3 separate regions of the Homo sapiens genome follow, and all the other regions are linked to region 1. A link is a loop called in an ENCODE intact Hi-C map of the cell type or tissue named here. Cell type or tissue: Calu3. All regions are shown on one strand. Links, peaks and the distances in the headings refer to the core of each region. The heading gives the core; the rest is flanking DNA. Region 1 overlaps SKAP2 (src kinase associated phosphoprotein 2). Region 2 overlaps LINC02981 (long intergenic non-protein coding RNA 2981). Region 3 holds the start of LINC03095 (long intergenic non-protein coding RNA 3095).

Evidence for each region. Hi-C counts contacts between places; a loop is a spot of excess contacts. Peaks named below come from ENCODE experiments on the same cell type or tissue, not always from the same donor. Only the 100,000 strongest peaks of a DNase experiment are listed, where the experiment ranks them.
Region 2: it touches region 1 in a loop (5-fold over the local background); 22 of 110 quality-filtered maps call a loop at or near these places.
Region 3: a loop joins it to region 1, with 4 times the contacts of the local background. A loop is called at or near these places in 4 of 110 quality-filtered maps.

The regions. Positions count from the first base shown.
Region 1 is chr7:26,663,758-26,670,192 of GRCh38, forward strand. SKAP2 (src kinase associated phosphoprotein 2) reads right to left here. Exons shown (of 13, transcript NM_003930.5): 12 at 6,334-6,435; 13 at 3,311-5,899. The coding sequence ends at 6,343. Among named protein-coding and RNA genes, the nearest start is that of LINC02860, 29 kb to the left of the region's middle. In Calu3, for the core only: a CTCF peak has its summit at 3,983 (motif pointing left); DNase peaks (open chromatin) are centred at 1,454, 3,964 and 5,254.
Region 2 is chr7:26,505,353-26,511,787 of GRCh38, forward strand. The region is part of intron 4 of LINC02981 (long intergenic non-protein coding RNA 2981); the gene reads left to right. Among named protein-coding and RNA genes, the nearest start is that of KIAA0087, 30 kb to the right of the region's middle. RefSeq lists enhancers at 2,891-3,391, 3,392-3,892. In Calu3, for the core only: no CTCF peak of the experiment used is centred there; DNase peaks (open chromatin) are centred at 3,269, 3,649, 3,819 and 4,249.
Region 3 is chr7:26,546,637-26,553,071 of GRCh38, forward strand. LINC03095 (long intergenic non-protein coding RNA 3095) reads left to right here and starts at 5,203. Exons shown (of 3, transcript NR_184281.1): 1 at 5,203-5,574. It overlaps LOC124901605 (a long non-coding RNA gene), which reads right to left and starts at 4,357. Exons shown (of 2, transcript XR_007060263.1): 1 at 4,089-4,357. RefSeq lists an enhancer at 3,183-4,382. In Calu3, for the core only: CTCF peaks have their summits at 2,681 and 2,885; DNase peaks (open chromatin) are centred at 3,125, 3,555 and 4,125.

The DNA.
Region 1 (6,435 bases), core at 1,436-6,435:
GAGGTGGGAAGGATGGGAAAAGGTCCTTAGAAAAGGGTCAGTTTGGCTTGGTGTCCTCTCTGGACTCTGCTGCTTTGATTGACTTCCTATTTTCATCTGGACTGGAACGTCAAGTGTTCCTGCATAAAAGTTTCGTCTCCATTGCGGATCAGCTGCTTTGGATCTGATATGATAACCATGGTATGCTTTCCTGACTAGTGAGCCAAATTCAGCTATCCAATTGTCAATTATTGGATGATTCTTTTCACATGCTTCAGATTATTTTCTAGAAATGGTGACCTCATCAGTGGTCAACAAGCATTTGTTGTGTGCCTATTATATGCAAAGAATCCAAATAAGCATTTGGTTTTAATTCATCACAGTACTGCGCAGCAGAACAGTGTTCAATTCAGGGCAAGGAGGCTGGTGTGAGGCTTGGTTAGGTAACTCACTACCCTAAGGCTTTGGGGACAAATTATTCAGCCTGTTTCCTAATCGGGAAAATGGTAATGAATAACAGAACTTACTTCATAGGGTTGTTATAAGAATTGAATGAAAAGTGCACAGCATGACAAATAGTAAACACTCAGTAAATGTTAGCTATTACTATTACTAGTCTGACTTAAACTGTTATCATCACATTTGATGTGATAAAGAACACAAGGTTTTCTAAATAGACTCCCATGGGAGCTGGGAGGGGAGGGTAGTAGATGAGAATCTGCTTATTTGTTGGAATTTTCTCCTCCACGAAAGCAGCTGTCTTTAACCAGCATACACTAGTGTCATTAATTTTCTCCTTTGAGAGTACCTGTGTGACACTTTCCTCAAACAAGAAGTAAATTGCAGTTCAAGCTACAAAATGGCACCTGCTTTTACTCTAGCAGGAGTGATATTTTTATATTAGAAAGTTGAGGCCAATAAACAGAAAACAGACAAGGGCTGTGCTATATTGCCTCTCCGAGTAATGGATAACAAAAAAGAAAACTGAAAAGAAAAAAAAAAAAAAAAAAGAGGAGAGAAACCTAGGGAAACACCTTCCAAAGTTCCAGCATTAAGAAAGGTACTTAAGAGATGGGCTTTGGGAGCAGTTTCTATATTCACGCCTTTGCACATAGTCAAGTGTTTTGGCTTGCTCAACTTCCAGCCCCTCTCTCAACACTGAAGACCTAAACTGAGCAGTGGTATGACTAAGGCGACTTTCTGCATTTACAGTTCCTTTCATTTTGGGGACTCAAAGCACTCAAGTTAACATAATCATACAACTTTAAATAAACAGGGAGTAAAAGTTAACAAAAAGGACAAAAGCTAAATTATGATTAGATTTGGCAGCAACTGTGAAACTTCCCACTTACTTGCACAAATTTTTGATCTGCCCAAGGCGACAGCTAGAATGCTTTCAAGATCAGATGCAGGAAAGGCTTCTCTGATATTACGCAAGTGGAATGCAGGGCAGCAGTGATTTGAGATGTTTCACTGGAAAGTGAAAGTAGATCACTTGCCCCAAGCTGCCCGAGGAGGCACCTGTGCCTCTTATTTGAGGTCACAACACTGAACACAAGGGAAGAAAGGAAGGAAACATCTAAGGACAATGTACCACAACTCAACTTTCTTATTATTCACAATCTCACTCAATTCTGTTATAACAATAAAATCCAATCTACTTGTTGATAGTATTATGGGATATACTAACTGTATAAAGGCATTTTCTCTACCAGGTTTACTAGTCAAGCTCTTTTCTTCTTAAATCTCATGTCTTGAGATATTGTGGGGTGCCAAATCAGTTAATTAACAAATATTTACTGGATCCACACCATATAATGTGTACCATGCTGGCAATAAATAATATGTTTGTGTATAAGTAATGGTAGAACAGATTCTACTAGCAGAAACAAGAAAAAGCCCCTCAAACATAGCATTAATGAAATGTCATTCCATGCTACTGTGATCATATGATTTTTAAAGTATTTATCTCATCATAAAATAGTATGCTATCAGAGGTTCTAACAGATATTCTGGAAGAACTCAACTATAAAGCAGTAGGCGTATAATAAACTGGCTAAAGCTGAGATGTCTAGAAATCTCTTGTTCCCAATCCAGAGTATAAACTGTTGTGCATTTGAGTATATATTAAACTTGTATAATAATATTTTAACAATGTAGTACTTATTGTTTCTCTGTATTTTTGAATACTAAGTATATTACTATAAATAAGATCATATTCATCAAATGTTTTTATTTTATATATATATACAGTGTACACACACACACACACACACAAAGTATTCTTTCAACCTTTGAGTGAAGCTGTGTTTTCCATGGCTTGATCATGTTTTGATCTCCACTCTTCACCACCTCTTTCTTTACCATGTGGATTGCTTTCAATAGTCATGAACCTACTGAACTCAAGAGAAGCAAAAGTGATCTCTATATGGTGTGTGTCTATAACTCCAACAAATGAAATACAAATGACTGATTTATCTGAAATTTAGAACTTTAAAAATTCTCACAATGCTTCACTCAGTCTCACTGATGAAGTTCAAGCTCTTAAACAACATGTATATTAGGGTTAATTTTCTTCTAATGGCTGAACTGCAAATCTGAATTCATAATATCTAACTCAGTTCTATTTTAAATTATGACCCTGGATAGTACCAGTCTATGAATAAGTAGCAAGTAGTAGAGTGCAGAAATTACATGAAATTATATAAAAAGTAGAAATCATAAGAACTAAGAGTGAGCCTTTGTACACATTTAAGAAACAGTTGAATGGATGCCCTACTCTTTGTGCAAGGCTATATTCAAAGTGGTTGTGTAATGATAGCAAAAAGTGAAACAAAACAAAACATGAAACAAAAACGAAACCCCATATATATGGATTTCACCTACACATGGTTGAAAAGTGATTTCTTTTTCCCATGGTCCTATAATACTTTATGTAATTATCTGTAATTAAATTAGCACACAGTAAAAATAATCAGCTTCCAATAAAATAAAGTATTCAAAACAATTGCTGGACTAAATGACATTCTTTTTCTATGAAAGAAAGTGTCATATGCAGCAAAGTGGCAAAAATAGAACGGAGTGAGCTGTGTTAAGTGTAAATCCTAAAGCAATGAAAGTCATTTGTATTATCCTTACTTCTTTGAATAAATTCAGATGACAGCCCTATTTCATTTCTTCATTCAGTTTGGCGGCCAGATGGCATTAGAATCATTTACTTCACCTTGTTGTGCTTAATTACTACAATCAACACACTATTTTCCAAATTAATCATAACAAAGTAATTTCATTAGTAACACAGCAGGCTGTTGAATTATTAGCATCATAACAGTTTGCAAACAATTAAACTTTATTTGAACCTTAAAAATTTGCAGAGTGGAACATTATTGTAAGATCTAATGGCAATAGAGTACAAATTCAGTACAGAGCAAATAATCAAGCAAAATGCTATATAAAATATGACTTACAATCACCTTTGAAAAAAATTAGCTCTCTAACTGTTCACAGAAAAACAAATAAAAGCTAAGCAAACATAATGAGACCATAGCAATTAGCATATTTTCTAACAAGCCATGTTGTTTAAATTTATATTAATGATATTATTATGATCTTGAAGAGTATGTGATATATTGTCAAGGGTGTAAAGAAAACTCTCCCTGGTTTGTATACAAATGATTTCATCAAATGAATATAAAGCAGTCATGAATTGAAAGTAATGATTATTTGTCCTGTCACTCCAGTTTTAAGTCTTTTCTTTCCTTTCTTATGTCTCCCACCTATATTCAAGTTTTAAAAGAACAAAGGCCGGTGGAGATCTGAACAGAAATAACACCTTATTTCTGTATTGTCACTGTTCACGAGACTATCTGGCTTGGAACTGTTGGTCATCAGTTGGCAAAGGACTCCCTCTCCTGGATTAACTGTAAAAGGAGGCAGAAATCTAGATGCTTTCCATCATGGGCGAGTTTGTGCCATGGGGGAAGGGTTTCAAGAGGTTTTGTCTGCAATGAAAAGCTGCTGCCATCTACTGGCCTAGGACTAAAAACTTCTTTTCAACCCAAAGCACAAACCCAAATCCACAAAGGCTACATTGTCATGGGAAACAACGGCTTTTGCTTTTCAGCTGCTCAAGTTTTGAAAACCAGTCCACTAAAGTCGTCTTTGGTTGTCTAACTTTTGCCAAGATAATTTCAGTCTATTTCAATGGCACTATATGAGGAAAAGGTAAGAACTGCACAAATGTAACTTCTGAAAACTTTAACTTCACAATGTCTCTCTATATAAACTTGTTTACTCACAATCCCTAAAATCAAATTTCTTTTTTTTTTTCACATTTGAGATTGGATGATCATGATATTGAGGGGGTAATGGTAAAGCAGACCCTCTCAAACACTGCTTATAAACAGTTTTACACAAATAATGGAGATTTTAAAATATTACCAGCTCAGATACATGTTTAGAATCTTTATAAAGCAAAGATATTGAAAAGTTCCATAAAGATAATACCTGATAGGTAATGATTCAATATTAGGAGTTTATGTGTAGTCCAAATAATTATCTAACCAGCAATGCATTTTGACATATGTTAAGGCTACATTGGTATCTCATAGGTATTTTAAACACCTCTGATTTCAAATATACATGAAAAGGTAATTATATGATTCTACAAATCTTGCTCAGGCAGCACAGAGTATAACTCAAATGTCAGGCTAACACTACCTTTCTACTCACCTGTTGGTACATGCTACCACTGGGATTTCTACACTCTCCTCTGCAAACCCTTCCTTTCTTTTCAGTGCTCTGAGAAGTATATAGAAAAGCCTCAAATCTGCTGTTCTGCAGTGGGATGTAAATAGTATAGCAATAAGGCAAGATAAGAGAGTGCTTGGTTATGCCTTTTTACTTTGAGAATACACTGAGATTCTGTTTTTTTTTTTTTTTTTTTCTGAGATGGAGTCTCACTCTGTCGCCCAGGCTGGAGTGCAGTGGCGCGATCTTGGCTCACTGCAACCTCTGCCTACCTTGTTCAAGCAATTCTCGTGCCTTGGCCTCCCAAGTAGCTGGGACTGCAGGTGAACATTACCACACTTGGCTAATTTTTAGTAGAGACAGGGTTTCACCATGTTGGCCTGGCTGGGAGATTCTTTATACCATTTTGTTAGTGGTAGGGTGGTATTTCTTAGGAATTTTTTGTTTCATTAAATTTAAACAAAAGTACAGTAGAAAATGTTGCCAGGCCCATCATCGCACCAGGATATTTGTACGGTAAAATGCTTTGCATGAGTCATACTTCTGGTACGCACTTCTGTTGCAGGTGACAGCACACTGCCATTTGCAACTTCATCATTTTTTCTTTCTTGCGGCTGTACTTAATAGGAATTAAATGTGTGAAAATAAATAATAACAATAAAGTTATCTATAAAGTTTGAACATTCTTTAGCATTCTTTGTTTAGCAACCACATTCTTCAGCATCTACCAAAAAAAACTCGCATGATACACTAAATTTAAAATGCTATGAAATTATACATTACTCTCTAAAAATAATTGATGTCCAATGATTAAGAAACATTACAAATCACACCAGAAGTAGCAATAGTAGCATACTATGCTATAGTAGACTATATGTTACGTATAAAATAGTGATGAATTCTTCACACAAATCAAATGGGTAAATAAAAACTATAATTATTTCTTTGCAAAATAGCAACAGGTATAACTTAACTGGTTGCATCTAATTTACATTAATATCCTTCATTTAATTTCACATCAGAGGAATATTTTAATGAGCGACTGCATAAAATAACAGTCAAAGATAAGTAATGTTTAATAAAACAAGGAGAGGTTAGGAGCTGTCACTCGTGCTTTCATGACGCTTCTAAATCCAAAGCATTTGCAGACAAGCAGAAGAATTTTCCTTTTCTGCAGGAGAAAGGGAAAGCTGCATTTTAATTTTTGATTCAGCTGAAACTTGATTTTTCCTGCTTAAAAAAATTACACTTTTAGCCAAGGAAAAATGTATTTTTACTCAACATTTTGTCAATTCAACTCTTCAGAAAGGCCATAAAAAGTGGTATTTTACTGAAAAGGAGGAAGTTTGGGAAAACAGCTGGTTACTATCAAAAGAACTTTCTCTAAATAATCTATTCATTTCCAAAGTAAATTCCATAAAGTTTTTATTTTAAAAATTCTTATTTTAAAAATTAAACCAGATCAAACAAAACAAAAAAGATTTCGGGGCACAATCTTTGTGTTATCAGAAAACTCTAAAGACTTTTAAAAAGGCAAAGACTCATAACGAAGAGACCAAGAGAACATATGAGCTATTACAGAATATTGGATTAAAATGTACTTACCCAGGACTCTCAAATATCATACATCTCCATTATGTAGGCTTTAGGCACCAAGCCAATGGCTCCCTTCATTTCTCCTACCCACCAGCCATATCTATTGTATTC
Region 2 (6,435 bases), core at 814-5,813, 160 kb before region 1:
CCTGTGCCAGTTCTCATAAATGACAGAGAAGCTTTCAGGATAGAAATCCTGGGAGTAATTGAGTCATGATTGGCACCCCCTGCACTGTTCCAAACTGACAACAAATGGGCATGGCAGCATACGCCTCTTCCAAGTGGCATCTAATTTCTCGAAGGTGACTTTACATTGCTTTACAGAGGCTGGCACACTGATTCAGGAGAGCCTACAGGGAGTCGCACCTGAGCCTGGTGCCTGACTGCAGCAGACAGCTGCCTAGTTAAGGCAAATTTTACAGTTAAATTGTGTTCTGCTTGGGAATTGGAAACTACTGCAGAAGGACAAATGCAAATGCAATTCCAGTGCAGGGCAGGAGCTTGTTAAGAGACAGCCCTGCTGCAAAACCTGAAATCTCCCTGGTTTCTGTTCAACTATTGCTTTGGGGAAACTCATGGGCCATTTTCTGAGGGGCTTTAAGGGAGGGAGGACAGAAGTAGCTTCAGTGCAATATGAATAACATGGGCTTTGGGGTGTGACCATGTCCATGTTATTACAAGCACAAGCATCAACCTGCCTGGTTTTAAATGCTGGCTCTACCACTTACAGGCTGGATAACCTTGGGCAAGTTACTTTAAATCTCTGAGCCTCAGTTTCCTCATCTGTAAGCTCTAAATAATAATACTTACCTTGTTAGAAGTTAAAAATACATAGATATAAAAACCTTAGCCCAGTGCTTGACATATAAGCCTTCAATCAATGCTAGCAATTTCACCATTATTATTACTGAATAATTGTGAGACCTTGAGCAAGTCACTTAACCTCATGGTGTCCTTTTCTCCATTTCTTGGGGGTGGTTTTGTGAGCATTAAGTAAAAAAAAAAAAAAAAAAATCTATGAAGCATTTGGCACAGGATGGGCCCTTCATAGGTGCTAGCTATTACTGTTATTATTATAAATAGCTGGATATAAACAAATTTGCTTCGCATACCTTAGGGTAGTGGGTACCTGCTGGTGAGGGCTCCCTGGAGAGCCAAATACATCCAAAAGAGCAAGAAAAGGACAAAGTCAGCATAAAGTTTAAGAGAAAAGGTCAAGTAAGACGGACCTGGTTTTCCAGTAAATGATCTGACCTCCCTCCAATGCGGCTTCCTTCTCTGTGAAATAGGGATCGCAATGACAATAGCCCTTCTGCGGAGTTGTGGTGAGGACCACCGTGCTTGTCAAGTGCTCAGACAGGAACTCTGACACACGGTCAGTGCCCATAAAATGTAGCTGTTGGTATTGAGAATGGTGGGCGGGCGGCAGGGTTAGTGCAGGATTATTGGGAAAGGGTTGAAGAGAGTGGGGAGGAGGGAAGGGGTGGGAAGAACAGGAGGGGGAGAGAGTTTTGCTGAACACCACCTAATAGAGATCCTAACTTGGAGGAGACAACCCTGTGTTTTGTCTGAGACTGCCTTTACCCTTCATGTGTCCCCTGAATGCATCTCTCATGGTGCCAAGAATAATGTCTTTTACAGAGGAGGTCATCAACAGATATTGATGGAATTAGAGGTTACCTCAGAGAGAGGATATGTGTTTGATCACTTCTTCAAGGTTCTGGAACTCAAGACCATGGTGTTCCAAAAAATGTTCATGTCTGGGATGGGTGTATGAGGTAGGGGGAGTCTCGGAATGCCAGCCATTCTTTCCCACCCATTACTGTGAACCAGAAGGATCTAATACATCTCCATGGGTAATGGTTTGATTCTTGACCAAAGAGGGTGGCACAAACCCAGAAGTGAGTCTTGTGAGAGCAACAGTCGAGCTCATTCAAAGTTCATTTGCAGCATATGCGGGGTGTCCCCACAACCTGGCAAGTCACAATTTAAAAGGAGACAGCAACACAGAAAGAAAGGAGTGAGTTTTACTCAGTGTGGTGCTGGGTGAGCCTGCACACTCGCAGGCCCGCTGCAAGAAAAGCTCTGTGAGTCTGGGATAGAGCTGAGTTCTACATCATCTGCTCATTGGCCAAATTGCAATGGGAAGGAAGGGCTGTTTATTTTCCTCCCAGAACAGGAATTCTCAGAAAATCGATTCTCCCTCATTGACAATGCATACTAAGTGATTGAAAGGCCATTAAACCCATTAATGGGGTGCTCTTTAAATAAAATAAGTCCCTAAAAGGGATCTTAGACTTGGCAAAGTCAGTAGAGCTGACAGTGTGCTGGGCCTGCCCAGGGACTGTAAATATACCAGAACAAATATAGGAGAGCAGGAGGGGGGCATGCAGACAGAGGATAAGGGAGGCAGTGACGACGAATAGCGTGGTGCACAAAGGACAAATGTTGCCAGACAAGCTTAATGGCTTTTATTTTATTTTTGACAGCATTTACAAAATGAGTAAATGAAGGGAAGTTTGCATCTTGATTTCAGTTAAACATTTGGCATTGCATCCCACCAAATTTCATGCACAAAATTAATTCAAATTGTTTTGGATGGAAGTGTGGTCACATGGGTGAAACTTGGCTGGCACTCCCTCCCTGAGCAGCAGGGGGAAGAAGGCGCCCCCTGCTGCGGTCAGCATGGTGGCAGAGCCTTGTTCTAATTCTCATCATAAACTGGGCTCCTCATTCTCTGGCTCCCCCTCTAATAATAATAATGATAATAATAATAATAACTTACATTAATTGATCACATACAAGTTCACGACATTTTATCTTATTAAGATAAAGTTAATCGGCCGGGCGCGGTGGCTCACGCCTGTAATCCCAGCACTTTGGGAGGCCGAGGTGGGCGGATCACGAGGTCAGGAGATCGAGACCATCCTGGCTAACACGGTGAAACACTGTCTCTACTAAAAATACAAAAAAATTAGCCGGGCGTGGTGGCGGGCACCTGTAGTCCCAGCTACTCAGGAGGCTGAGGCAGGAGAATGGCGTGAACCCGGAAGGCAGAGCTTGCAGTGAGCGGAGATCGCACCACTGCACTCCAGCCTGGGTCACAGAGCGAGACTCCGTCTCAAAAAAAAAAAAAAAAAAAAAAAAAAAGTTAACATTTCTCCGTAGTTCTTTTGGCCCCAGACATTTCTCTTTACTCTGTCTTCCTTTTTAAGCAGCTGTGTCGATCACCTCTGGGGACAAATGGGATAGAGTGTAGAGGATGTGGGGTCATGGGCAAATGTTTGGGAGAAACAAGAAAAGGCTTCGCTCCTCAGATGAGAAAGAATTTTTCGTGAGAGGCGATGTGAGCAGACAGGATGGAGGGCGAGGGTGGGGCCGTGCACCTGCTTTCCTAGGCAGAGGGACTGCCTGCAGGTACCACAGCCCAGACAGGGAGTGGCCTGGGGAATCCCCACAGAGACTCCTGCCACCTGCATGGTTCAGAGCCAGAGCAGCCAGGTCCAGATGGACCATTTGGGCAAGAATGTAGACCCTCGGGCAGCGACATTGCAGACTGAGTGGGGTGAGCTGGCTGCCTGCTGTGCCGTCTTTTCATAGAAAATGAGTTGAGTTATGAGAATTTTTTTCTGGCACACCTAAGATTGTGGAGGCATTATTAGCTCAGTGAGTCTGCACCGAAATGCTGTAACGGACAGTTCGGAAAATGGAGGCAAAGGCAGGTAAAGCAGTGGAGCCAGACGGGAACTAACGCAGGAATGCAGGAGCCCCTCTGCTGAGATTCTGCCCACCCCCAAGGGCAGTGAGAGCTTCCTGGTTCTATCCAAGTTACTCTTTCATCGAAGGGAAGGACCACTTGGTAACTATGGTGAATGCAAATAAACAGCCCCTCTGAAGAAGGCACTGATATTCCTGAAGCTCTGTTTCTTTTTCTGGTGCTGCCCCATAAAAAGCTGATCTCATTCCCTCATTCATTGATTCTTTTGTTTATTCAGTGACCTGTGTTGAGAACCTATTATATGTCAGGCGCTGGGCAGACAAGCCTAAGTCAGGCACAGCCTCAGCTCTCCGAGAGCTTGGGTGCTGGTAAGGGTGTACACACACATAGGCAGTTTTTTTTCAGGGTTATTTTTACTTTTTTAAATGTCCTGAACATGCTCCCTTCGTTGATCTATCTCAAATAGCATTTAACTAAATCTTTTTTTTTTTTTTTTGAGACGTAGTCTCACTCTGTCGCCCAGGCCAGAGTGCAGTGGCGAGATCTCGACTCACTGCAAGCTCTGCCTTCCGAGTTCACGCCATTCTTCTGCCTCAGCCTCCTGCGTAGCTGGGACTACAGGCGCCGGCCACCACGCCCAGCTAATTTTTTGTATTTTTAGTAGAGACGGGGTTTCACTGTGTTAGCCAGGATGGTATCGATCTCCTGACCTCGTGATGCCCCCGCCTCGGCCTCCCAAAGTGCTGGGATTACAGGCGTGAGCCACCGCCCCCGGCCTAACTTAATTTTTAAAATGTATCAGATTCAAAGTTTAATATTTGATTTTTTAAAAACCAGTAAACTCAACATATATTTGGTCAATTGAGTTTTGACAAAGGTTTCAAGGCAAACCAATTGGAAAAGGACAGTTTTATTAAATAAATGGTGCAGAAACAACTGGATATCTATTTTTTTAAAAAGAATCTTGACTCTTACCCCACACTATCACTTAAATGTAAAAGTTGAAATTATAAAACTTATAGAAGAAAAGATAGGAGTAAATCTCCATGATCTTGTCTTACGTAAAGTTTTCCTAGGACACAAAAAGCACTAATCATTTTTGTAAAAAGATAAATTTAACCTGATAAAATTAAAAATGTTGATTACTTGAAAGACTTTATAAGAAAATGAATAGGCAAATAAGATATTCACAAAACATATATATGACAAAAAGCATGTATCCAGAATATATGAAGAACTCTTACAATTCAATAACAGGAAAAATAACTCAGTTTTTAAAATAGACAAAAATATGAACAGTAACTGATATGGTTTGGATTTATGTCCCTGCCCAAATCTCATGTCGAATTATAATCCCCATGTTGGAGGAGGGGCCTGGTGGGAGGTGATTGGATCATGGGGGCGGATTTCGCCCTTGATGTTCTTGTGATAGTGAGTGAGTTCTCGTGAGATCTGGTTATTGAAAAGTGTGTAGCACTCCCCCTTCTCTCTTTATTCCTCCTCTGAAGTAGCAAAATGTGTCTACTTCCCCTTTGGCTTCGGCCATGATTTTAAGTTCCATGAGACCTCCCCAGCCATGCTTCCTGTACAGCCTGTGGAACTGTGAGTCACTTAAACCTCTTTTCTTTATAAATTACCCAGTCTCAGGTAGTTCTTTATAGCAATGCAAGAATGGACTAATGCAGTAACTTCACAAAAGAAAATATATAAATGGCCAAAAGCACATGAAAAGATGCTTAACATCACTAGTCATCAAGGAAATAGAAATTAAAACCACAACAAGGTATCACTACATACCTTGAGAATGGTTAAAATTTAAAAAGACTCACAATCCAAGGTGTTGGTGAGGATGTGGAACAATGAGAATGCTCATACATTGTTGGTGGAGATACAAAAATGGTCCAACTGCTTTGGAAAACAGTTTAGTAATTTCTTATAAAGTTAAATATACTGTTACTATATTACTCAACAATTCCACTACAGTTCTTGTTAGTTAACTGAAAGAAACCAAAACATATGTCCACACAAAAATTTATGCATGAATTTATTGATAATCATTACAAACTGGATGTTTCCAGTTTGCCCAAATGTGTATCAACCATTGAGTGGAGAAGCAAATTGTAGGATATCCACACAATGGATGTCCTTTTCCTACTCAGCAGTGAAAAGAAAAGGACTGCTGATGCCTGAAGCAAAACAGATGAATCTCAAATACATGATGCAGAGTGGAAGAAGCCAGATACCAAAGACCACATAATATTAATATGAGTTCATTTATATTAACTCATAGAAAAGGTAAAACTAATCTACGGTAGCAGAAAGCAGAGCAGTGGTCTCGGGGTTAGGGATGGGGGAGAATGACTACAAAAGTACACAGGAAAGCTTTTTGGTGATAGTAGTAGGCTGTTTCTTGATTGGGATGATGGTTACATGATGGGTGTACACAGCTGTCAAGACTCATTGAACTATCTACTTAAAGTGGAGGCATTTGTGTAGAGTTAGACCTCAAAAAATGGATTTAAAAATAACAAACCAGTAAAAAGTAATAAAAAAATTTGAATAAATAATCACATTTTATTTTTATCAAGGGTTCAAAATATATACACTAATTCCTTAACCAAATTTTCTCATAAAATAGAACAGTGTTACATGTAAGAAAAGCTCCTCATCTTGGCCATGTTCTCACTGCTATGTAAGGCATTTGAAGGTGAATGATACATTCACCGTCAAAATCAGAAACAGCAGGGGAGGAAGAGCTCCCTTAAAATCCTTGAGGGAATCATTCAATTCCTACTTATTGCCTTTTTTTTTTCCTTCCCAAGTGCCCAGGAGAGGTAGGACACTGGCCATTTATCTACATAGTGC
Region 3 (6,435 bases), core at 413-5,412, 120 kb before region 1:
TCTGCTCTGGCGACTGTCGCTTGTTCTGAAGGCAGGAGAGAATTTGGCTCCTTCGCTTATGATATCTACAGTAACCCATCAGCTGCTGCGCTGAAGGATGTGTTCAGCATTCCCCTTTCCCCTTTAATGTGCCATTAAATCAAATACTCTATTAGCAGAATTAGTTCATTCAGTGTCTGCACTGAAACGTCCTGTGAATTGCGTGTGTCTTCGTAAATGGCCCTGCACTCTGGGGTCTACTTCAGCAGTTTATATCCTGCGGAGGAGGGCCGAGCTGCCCAAGGATCTGACGGCCTTCCTCTAAGTGAAATATTACGGCTTCCACAAAGGATAATTATTTGGATCATTTTGCCATGTGCAGGCCTGGTTAATTCCAAGCACCGTTGATCAGGCTCTGGCCCAAAGCCTGCTATCCTCACACCTGCAGCCGGGACCTGCCTTGGCCACGGGCTTCCCACCTTCTCAGCTTCTCAGCTATGCATAGGTCCACTCTAGAGACTTGTTCCAAAATGCATGCTTTTCCTGAGAGTGAAAATATGGAAAAATTCCTTTCCCCAAAAGAATTTAGGGCAGGAACTTAGCGTGTCTCCATTTTTGTTTTCTGAGGCAAGAGCTGGGCTTAAAACTCAGCATCTATATTTCCATTCTCTCTTACTTACACTTGTCACCCAATACATGTGAAAGCAGGCAATGACAACTGCTGTGCCTCTGTCATAATAATCTCATGCTCTGAAAATTAGCAAGGATCTCAAGCACGCAATATCACATTCAGCCTGGGCATGTTGAGCACCAGCATGATTCTTCATCTGCCAGGGCTCTGGGCTGCTGCTGTGGGCACTCTGGCTGCTTTTCCTTTATGTCGAGTTGCATTTAGCCAAGGTGCATTTCATCTGTTATACTCTCTTTTACTAAAGCAGAAAGTCAGTATGTTAGGGGAGTATTTGCTCCATACCAGGTAAACCTTAGAATGGTGTACTGGTAAATGTTTGGCCTTTTTTCAGGGGATGGAGGGGAAAAGCCTGGTTTATAATGTCTGCCAATTTCCATGGTGTAAATACTGACACTGTGGCTGATTTCAAGCTACCAACATGACATTATTGAATACAGAGTTGGGAAGAAATGTTTGCAACACTCCCATTCCATCGTACTTCCATGAAAATAAACCTCAAGAGCCATATGTAATAGTTAACTATATAAAATGATTAGGATGGGATGAGTTTTGAATATTCATTATATCTTAAAATGTAACCCATTTAATTATAAGTTTATACAATTTAACTTTGATAATGACTGTGTTTAACAATGGACTTGCAAAATTCCTCAGAATTTAACAGCTGGCTCTCACAAGCTAATATAAGCCAGCTCCACACACCACTGAGTTTCAGGATAGAAAATATTTCTCATTTACAACTCAGTCCAGCATGGATATTTGACAGTGGCTCTCCACATGGTGACTCAGGGACCCAGGCTCTCTCCATTTTGAATCTCCATTCCTCTTAGGAGCCTCGGAACCCTTTGCTTCCAGCTTGGGGTTGGGGAAAGCACAGAAGTTTTCACATGGGTAGTTCTCATGGCCCAGACTTGGAAATGGTTTGTCACTTTTGTCCATATTCCATTGGTTGGAATTCTGTCACATGGCCACACCTGACAGCCAGGGAGTCTGGGAAATATAGTCTAGCTGTGTGCCCAAGAAAGACAGGAAATGGGGTGGATGAGCATCTAGCCCAATTCTGCCATACCACTGGGATTGACTCCTTCACTGGCTGATGTCAGAAAGCAGGTAGACTACGGAGGAAGAACAGCTGCCCACCTGTCCTTATTGAACATTCGAGAGTTTAACAGGCATGAGCAATGAAATTAATTGTTATGAATTTGGCAATTAATAAATAGAACTATGACTGTGTAGGAACCAGGATAAATGTTGTTTACTGTTACTGATGGGGCAGGATGCTGTGGCAGTTGCATGAGCTGGTCGAAGCTCAATGGTCCCTTCATCCACTCACCCACATATCCAATAAACCTTTAGTCAGGCTCTGTGTTAGCTTCTGGGGATGCAGATGTGCTTAGGACATGCTTATAGTCCAGTGAGGAAGAGAGAATCAGACAAGCCAAGGTCAAGTGAGTGTTCTAACCAATGAGAGAGCAGCTAAAATTATGGAACGTTATTCTCCTCCTTCTAAGGAGGAGACAGTTGATGTGGTTCTAGTTGGATGCATGGGTAGAATTTTCTAGGTATAGAAGGGGAAAGATATTCCAGGCAAGGGGAACAGCTTGTGCAAAAGTCGAGGGGAATGGCAGAGCATGGCTTGTTCCCGAAATGGCAAGAAACTCTGTGGCCAGAGATGGGGCTGAATAGATTGGCTATGTCAAATTGTAAAGAGCTTTCCATGGAGTGGATAGGGGTTTGGAATTTACCTGTAGGCCCATGCTTCTCAAACAGGGGACACCTACCTCCAGGGATACTCAGGGGTATGCCAGAAAGGATGTAAAGACAGCGAAAAGCTTCTTTATTTCTTCCCTTGATGGTAAGCAATTCAAAATGAGTTTTGAGAAGTCCTAGAAAAGAGTTCTTTTTGTCTCAGTAGAGTGGATATCATCTCAGTGGACTTCCATCTCAATGAACTGATACCAGTCCTGTGGTCAGTGCAACGCTATGCTCAGATGGGCTCGAGCTGAGCACGTGCTGCACCCCTGAGCCCCGGGGTGGGTGCCCACCCAAAGCCCAAGAGTTAAGAGAGGGGAAAGGGTGCTCTAGAGGAAAATCCAGACACGGGAACCAAGAAGGGGGAATGGCTGCCAGGTAGCCCAGCCAGCAGCTGACCCCTACAGGTGAAAAACAGCAGGTGGACAACTGTCCCTAGAACTGCCATTTGCAATAGAGAGCAGGCCAGGTATGAGAGAGAAAAAAATCATTTTCTTTCAGTTTTTGGTTCTTGAAATAATGGGAGGTCCAACAGAATAATGAAAGGGCTGTTTTTACAAGATAAAATCAGGTGGGAAGCTGGGGTGGGGCTGGTCCCGTCATCTCCAGCCCTTGAAATATAAACCAGCTCCCATCCTGTTTCCTCTCAGGCTCCTGGCCTGAGTAGCTTCTGGGCAAAGCCAGTGGCTTCATTGTGGTCACTGTAATTGTGCCAAGTCACGAACCTGTAGGCTGAGCCAGGAAGGCCCCAAAGCAGATAAGCCAGGCTGGCAACATGAGCGCCCCTCACCTCACATCCTGCCCCACAAATGGCTTGAGCAGGAACCACGAAGCCTGGAGCAGACTCGGCTGTGCTGCGTGCTCTTGGGAAAAGACCCACAGCCAAGCCAAGACCACAGTCTGAAGACCCTGAGCCCCACGGAAAGGCATTATTTGTGAGGCCTCCACGTTGGGGGTGTGGTAGGGAGAGCAAGATTTTGAAATCAGAGAGCCTAAAGTGGAATCCCAGTTGTACCCTCTGGGATTGTCTGGAGACAAGCGGCTTTAGCTCTGGAACTCAGCTCCCTTGCACATACGTGCAGATGACAACGCCTGCCCTTCAAGGTTGTGAAGATTCATCAAGACCACATGAGTGAAGCACCTGGCATCAGGTGTGGCACAAAGCAGGTGCTCAGGAAATGCCAATCTGCTTAATAATAAGAAGAGAGGCCGGGAGTGGCAGCTCATGCCTGTAATCCCAGCACTTTGGGAGGCTGAGGTGGGCAGACCTCCCAAAGTCCTGGGATGACAGGAGTTGGAGACCAGCCTAGCCAACATGGTAAAACTCTGTCTCTACAAAAAATACTAAAAGTTAGCCGGGCGTGGTGGCATGTGCCTGTAATTCCAGCTACTTGGGAGGCTGAGGCAGGAGAATCGCTTGAACTGGGAGGTGGAGGTTGCAGTGAGCTGAGATCATGCCACTACACTCCAGCCTGGGCAACAGAGCCAGGCTCTGTCAAAAAAAAGAAGAAGAAAAATGAGGAGGAAGAGGGAGGAGGAAGAAGAAGGAGGAAGGAGGAAGGAGATGACACCTAGGAGTGGTTACTATGTACACTCAGTGCCTTCCCATTCCTTATCTCACTTAATCCCAATGACTGTCTGATGCAAGTCCCATTGTTATTCTCACCTGACAGCTGCAGACGTGGAAGCTCACAGAGGTGGAGTCATCGCCCAGGGTTACACACCTGATGAGCAGAGAGCTGGGATTCGAACCCAGGCAGCTGGGGGCTGAGGAGGCCGAGGGAGAAGCAGCTGGTGATGAAGCCTAGAAACGAATCAGGTCTGCTTCCTTGCTTGGCATTCGGTGCCATTGACAGCAGCCTCCCCTCAGCAAGCAAAACTTGCTCCAAATTGAGCTGCGAGTTTCTTGCAGGGTGGAGCTGCCCTCGGCTGAGTGGAGCCAGGAGGGTGAAGCAGGAGTGTGAACGGTGTGAAGCACCCATTACAAATTTCTGGCCGCCATCCTAATTTTAGAGGCTTCATGTTTCAATATGAAATGCTGTTGTTCGTGCCACAAAAGGAGGAAACAAACAGAATCGTGCCAGGAGAAACCCCCTCCCCCACCAAGTTTGATGCTGTAAAAATGTCTAATGGGGAAATCTTTTCAGTGGTAAATTACCCCACTGCCTTCTTTTCCTCTTATTTTGCATCGGAAGCTCTCCTCAGTTCCTACTGGAAGATGTTCAAGGCTGGGCCAGGAGAATTCTAGAGACTTTTTCCCCTAATAGGCACCGTGTTTGTGGAGAAGTCCACTAAGAATCCCAGACTTGACATAGCCCTGGCATTCAGCGGCCGCCTCACTCCCATGTGGAGTGAAAACCAGGAAGACAGCAGAAGGTGGCAAACCCACTGTCAAGAACCAGAGTAGCAATTTCTTGCCATTGTAGTGATAAATTGCTACACTGGCTGAACTAAAAATTGTAATAATAATAACAATTAACATTTATGCAGCATGTACAATGCTCCAGTAAAATATTCTTTTAAGGTCACAATGTACCTTTATCATGATGTTGTCATAATGTATCCACAATAATAGCAGCACTAGCTAACATTTATTGAATAATTACTGTGGTTACTTTATCTGCATCATCACATTAATCTTTAAAACTTCACAACAATGCTTTGAGCCTGGTGCTTTTATTATTCCCATTGTACAGTTAATAAAACAGGTTTACGTAGTTAGTGGCTGAGCTGGGTTGCAGACTCAGGCACGTCTGAATCCGGAGCTGGGGTTCTTACCCACTCCAGTGACTGCCTCTCAGAAAAGAACAGGGCAATGTCCATTCTCCTTTTATTTTCTTTAAGCACCTGATCATTCTAAAAGCATGTGTTCCTCCGTGTGTGTGAGTTGTGTACACGTGTGTGTGTGTTCCTTTCTTTTCTCGGACTCCAGGCTCATGACTGCTTATTTGCATGGTGTTTTGGTGTCAAAGGAGTGTTGAATGTGTTCTCCACACACCCAGCTTTATTCCACTCTAGGAGTTTAACTTCTTCAGCATTGTTATGAGGTCCCCGGTGACCTCAGTTTCTCCTCTCCGCGTCATCCAGGACTTCACCTGAAGCTTGAGCTACACGTAAGACTTCATCTACCTTGCACAGGGCAATGGAGAGAGGTAAGTTTCTGGGACCAGAGGGGTGTTGTCTTATCCTCGGTAGAGGGAGTGCAGAGGAGGGATGGAAAGGACAGGAGAGGACTGACTTCAGAAGGGGTCAACTGGGATCGTTCCAGGCAAACTAGATTTGTGTCACTCTGCTTAGCTCCCTTCTTACAAACGGATGTGAGAATACATCTTCGCCATCCCTTGGCCTGTGAGGCTGGCCCCATTACTGAATGTGTGGAACTGAGAGGTGCACTGAGTAGAAGCAGTAACAGGCAGCAGGTGCTTAACTGTTGGCTGGCTTTTTCTTGGCTTTTTCCTCTCACTCGTTGAAGGTGCAATGCCTCATCTTGATACTGGATCATTTCTTCTGTAACTACCAAGTTTTGTAGATTTGCCTCCTGGAATCTATGATGCTTCTGTGAGATTCCTCCTTCAATGAAATGAGGGATAATTAAGTAGCCTGCTGCATCCAACCTCAGCCTGCCTTCCTGTGAGGTGTCTACGTGTGCCTGTGCACACACACGCCCGCGCACACACAGGCATGCACACACATGTGCATCCAGACATCCATGCATGCACACACATGTGCATCCAGACATCCATGCATGCACACACACACACACACACACACACATAGGTGTAAAGTTTAGTTACATTGGAATTATTTACTTGTTTTCAGAACACTAACTGTAAATATGTGTTTATATCACTGGGTCACTAGGACTTTCTTATTTCTGCCTAAGTACCTGAAGTTTCTATTTCTCTATTTTTCAAAATTATTTTTAAATTAGAAAAATAATCCTCAAATACAATATCATTTAAAAAGACTCAAACGATACAGAAGGGACGTATGGGAAAATGTGAAAAAATCCC